Linked DNA regions of Homo sapiens: region 1 is linked to region 2. A link is a loop called in an ENCODE intact Hi-C map of the cell type or tissue named here. Cell type or tissue: A673. All regions are shown on one strand.

Region 1 (2,500 bases), 170 kb before region 2:
AATCTTCCCCTCCGTTATGGACTGAATGTTAGTCTCCCCTACCCCTAAATACACACGAAACCCTAACCCCCAGTATGATGGTATTAGGAGATGGAGCCTTTGGGAGACGATCAGGTTAGATGATGTCAAACAAATGGGGCCCCCAGGATGCGATTAGTGTCCCTATAAGAAGAGACGCCAGAGCCCTCTTTTTGTCCACCATGTGAGAACACAGTGAGAAGGAGGCCGTCTGCAAACCAGGAAGAGAGCCCTCACCAGGAAGTGAATCAGCCACCACCTTGCTCTGGAACTTCCACCCTCCAGAACTGTGAGAAATACACATCCACATTGAAGCTGCCCAGTCTACAGCGTTCTGTTGTAGCAATTCCAGCTAAGACACCCTTCTTCACCCTGTGTGCCCCTCCATGGCGCTGCTGCAGGCTGGCTTGGTATTATAGTTATGTGTGCGCCTGTCCTAGCTGTGAGTACTCTAGACACAGGGCTGCATCCTGACATTCCTGAACCTGCAACACTGACCCCAGCAGTGTGACGCTTCCAAAAACATCAGCTCCTATTGTCCCTGGAGAGCTTCAGTTGAAGGAGAGCGGAGCTTCCCTTAGGGTGGCCCTCAAGCTTCTTGGTGAAGTTCTTAAAAGCATCTTCCACATCTGCTATGTCCTTTGTACCTGATAAAATGCACAAATCAGCAAATAAACCTACTCTGCCCCTCAAAAGCATCAATCAACAAAGCTAACAGAGGAACAGCTGATACATTTGCCGATCACATTTTCCACTGAAAAACTTAGGAGAAACCTGATCTGTTGGTAGGGCACACAGAAAATCTGAAATTACGTCTGAGAAAAACATTTTACCTTTATGGGAGGTATACATCTAAATAGAAATATAAGGACAGAATTTTATTTTGGACCAAGTTATTTTTCATGGCATATTGAAAAACGAACGTTTGATCATCACTGCTGTCAATGTTGCCTTCATTCTAGACTAGCACTGGTGTTTCTGTAAAAACAGGGTGTAGACAGAGTAGATATTTAGATCTGCTAGAAAGGACAGAGACCAAAGTGGTGTGAGGACTCCGGCTCCGGGCCAGAGCGTCCTTCCCTGCCTCATATTAACAGGGAACGCAATGACATTCACCTCTTCTTATGAGAATGCAGAATATTTTACCTGGCACTGCTCTCTCTGAAAAGAGCAGCAAGCAGTACCAAGAAGCAGCAAATACCCTGGCAGATGATTTTAGGATCTCCATACTCTGACAAAGAAAAATATAAATGAACATAAAATGTAAAACATTCTGAAACTCCAAAAGGCAGGAATGAAGGGAATACGTGAGAGCTCTTCCAACGATGCATTCTCATGCATATTTATCTACAAGACAGCCTGCTGAGTTCATTACTGTCTATCACAGAGGGACTGAATTTCCTTTGCCTTTAAATGCCTGTCCCCTAAAGCAAGGTTCAGTTTCTCGCTCTGTGTTTTCCCCCTTAGCCTGCAGGTGGCGCCCCCGTTCCAGTCCCCTATGACCACTGCTGAAAATGGCTAGATCTTGGATTCCTCAGAAACAAGTTCTTGCCACATCACCTTATGCGACTGAAACAGGCGGTTTTCTCTTTTGCTTTTAGCCAGAACCCAACTGTTCCTGGAATCACAGGGCCAGAAGACTTGATTAAGCTGAAATTAATACCAAGAAATAGAAGGGGAGAAAAAGAGGACAGACTTTCATGACTGGGAGCTCTATCCAACAACAGGCTTATGTGGGAGGTGGATTTTGACTGCATGATGAAATACACAAGCAATACATTCAAAACCTTAATCCACCCAGCAAAGATCCATGGTATATAGTCTGAACAAGTTGATGAAAACTCCAATAGTGATTGATCAAATGTCAAAGGCAACAGACATTTGGATAACTTTTTATATACCCTGGTGTACACTCGGAGGTACATATCGCCGGTGGGGTTGTGTTCAGCCTGGATGTCTTTGTTTATATACCAGAGGTTCTGCTGTGTGATTAGTTATTTGTTCTTAGTGGAATACAGTGTAGGTCTTTACACACTCCCCCTCTTGCCTGGGTCCTGACTCCTAAGGTTGCATTTTCACTGGGAAAGGTTGGATCGCATTCTGGGCAGCAGCAGGTGGCTGAATCCAAGCTTGCTGGTGGCAAATTATCCTGGCCCCCATCCCACAACTTGCAGGACCTGAGCCCGAAAGAAGTCTGTACACCTGGTCTCTCAAGCCACTGTCAAGAGGGCTAAAAACTTTGACGTACAAAAGACTGTATCGAAGGCATTTGTTTCTTCTCTGTCTTTGTCACTAATCTGTGGGCTCTTTATTTTTCATGTTCATATTTTCCATAGCTCATGTCATTTCTAGCATATAATAGATGCTCAATAAACATGTACGGAATGAATGACAGGGTACAGCCAAATTACCGAAAGTTATCAAGACACTGTCCAGAAATACTCTGGTGGCAGTAGTGTGTTACTTACAACGTAAATCAATG
Region 2 (2,500 bases):
CAACTCGGGAGGCTGAGACAGGAGAATCACTTGAACCCAGGAAGTGGAGGTTGCAGTGAGCCAAGATCGTGCCACTGCACTCCAGCCTGGGTGACAGAGCAAGACTCCATCTCAAAAAGAAATAATAATAATAGCCAGGAATGGTGGCTCACGCCTGTAATCCCAACACTTTGGGTGGCCGAGGAGTGGGGAATCACCTGAGGTCAGGAGTTCAAGAGCGGTCTGGCCAACATGATGAAACCCCATCTCTACCTAAAATACAAAAATGAGCCGGGCATGGTGGCGCATGCCTGTAATCCCAGCTACTTGGGAGGCTGAGGCAGGAGAATTGCTCAAACCCGGGAGGCGGAGGTTGTTGCAGCGAGCTGAGTTCACACTGCTGCACTCCAGCCTGGGCGACAGAGCGAGACTCGGTCTCAAAAATAAATAAATAAATAAGTGCACATCAATTTAAAATAAATTCTTTTCTCATACAAGAGCAATTTAATCACAAAATGGTCAAAAATGTAGCCTCTGAACAATGTGCTGTGACTTGCATATTTTAGGTGCTCCAAAACTCTTAGTCGAATGGAACTGATGAAACCTCAAGAGGACTCCTCTGACTTTTAACAAGAATCAGGGATTTGGGAGCTGTCTTTTTGATTCATGACAGTTCACTAAACCAACCACTCGGTGAAATTATATCCATCCCAAATTAGACCAAGAAATAATCAGATGGTGCTGAAATGACCTGCCCTATTAGCTTAGTGTAGCTATTATTGGCTCTTTGCCTTTCTATGCTTTTTAGTCATTCTACATACAAATCAGACTGATGGTGTTATTAACTTTATTAACAGCATCGCTTCCAGCCTATTGCCCTTACCAGACTGTGTAACTGGGCCTGCAGACGTTACCCCCCAGCCTCCGACCATAAATTAAAATGTTCTTTTCTACTAAGCATATTATTTTCCCCAGTGTCACGTCAGCACAATATTAAAGGCTGGTTTTAAAACACTGAAAAGCTGGGGTTCCATGGCTCATGCCTGTAATCCCAGCACTTTGGGAGGCCAAGGCAGGAGGATCACTTAAGACCAGGAGTTCCAGACCAGCCTGGCCAAAAAGGTAAAACCCCATCTCTACCAGAAAAAAATTCAAAAATTATCCTGCCATGGTGGTGCATGCCTATTGTCCCAGCTACTCACGAAGCTGAGGTGGGAGGATCACTTGGGCTGGGTGGCTGAGGCTGCAGTAAGCTGTGATTGCACCGCTGCACTCCAGCCAGGGTGACAAAGAGAGACCTGAAAAAAAAAAAGGAAGGAAGGAAGGAAGGAAGGAAGGAAGGAAGGAAGGAAGGAAGATAAAACACAGCAAAAAGTGAAGTCAGTGGTACTTGGCTTGAGACCGTCTAGGAAACAGACAGGTGCCTTTTAGACCTATTGTTCCAGATCAGAATCAATTCTTCAAACAGAAAAACCTGTTTGCTAACTCCAACCCTTACAGACCCCAGAGAATCCGAATGGACCATAACAGTAGTGAAGTCAGCTGGGCGCAGTGGCTCACGCCTGTAATCCCAGCACTTTTGGGGGGCCAAGGCGGGTGAATCACAAGCTCAGGAGTTCGAGACCAGCCTGACCAACATGGTGAAACCCTGTCTCTAAAAATAGAAAAATTAGCCAGGCGTGGTGGCACACGCCTGTAATCCCAGCTACTCAGGAGGCTGAGGCAGGAGAACTGCTTGAACCCAGGCAGCGGAGGTTGCAGTGAGCTGAGATCACGTCACTGCACTCCAGCCTGGGTCACAGAGCAAGACTCCATCTTAAACAAAAAAAGAAAAGAAAGAAAAACAAAAAACCAGTAGTGAAGTCAATGGTCTCAATGTTCAATGTGTACGCAACTCTCCAGGCAGAAACTTGGCAATTTTAGAACTGACATTAACTCCTTCTGATAGAATCTTCAGCTAAAAATCTTCACTAAATCACACACCACTAATGACATTTTGTAGTGCTAATTCAGCACACTGACCGAAGAAAAGCCAGGCCCAATCTGGAAAATAAAGTTCTGCCAAGCAAACACAGCAAAAAGACTTGCTTTCACAGGCTTGAAGAACAAATATGAATCCAAGAAAATGGATATCCAATTTAGATACAATGTCTATTCATTAAAATGTGTCTTTTAAAGCCCTCCACCTGACAATTACACAGTAAGCCATACATTTGTTTATGCTAACGCTTAAGCTAAAAGTATCGAAATTCTTTTTCTTAAAAAAAAAAAAAAAAACCTATAACTCAGGTTCTCATTAACTGGGACCAGTGCCCGACCAACCAGTTCAAATTAGAAACATATCCTTAACTTTAGTAGGTAGATGCTTAGGAACAGACAGATCCTTCAAAATAGTTACGCTTTCTTACTGAAACGTTCTCATCTTCCTCTTTAACTGGTGAATTCCACAATGATAAGCAATCCTGCATAATAGCTTCAAGAACCATGATGAGACATTCTTAAATACCCACACGATTAGCTT

What was found. A loop is a pair of places that touch in the nucleus more often than their neighbours do. Peaks named below come from ENCODE experiments on the same cell type or tissue, not always from the same donor. Only the 100,000 strongest peaks of a DNase experiment are listed, where the experiment ranks them.
Region 1: a loop joins it to region 2, with 4 times the contacts of the local background. A loop is called at or near these places in 2 of 110 quality-filtered maps.

The regions. Positions count from the first base shown.
Region 1 is chr10:12,710,278-12,712,777 of GRCh38, reverse strand. All of the region lies in intron 3 of CAMK1D (calcium/calmodulin dependent protein kinase ID), which reads right to left. Among named protein-coding and RNA genes, the nearest start is that of MIR548Q, 14 kb to the left of the region's middle. In A673, a CTCF peak has its summit at 1,489 (motif pointing right); a DNase peak (open chromatin) is centred at 1,497; H3K27ac peaks cover 1,991 bases.
Region 2 is chr10:12,540,679-12,543,178 of GRCh38, reverse strand. The region is part of intron 1 of CAMK1D (calcium/calmodulin dependent protein kinase ID); the gene reads right to left. Among named protein-coding and RNA genes, the nearest start is that of MIR4480, 37 kb to the left of the region's middle. In A673, no CTCF peak of the experiment used is centred here; DNase peaks (open chromatin) are centred at 708 and 1,288; H3K27ac peaks cover 2,500 bases.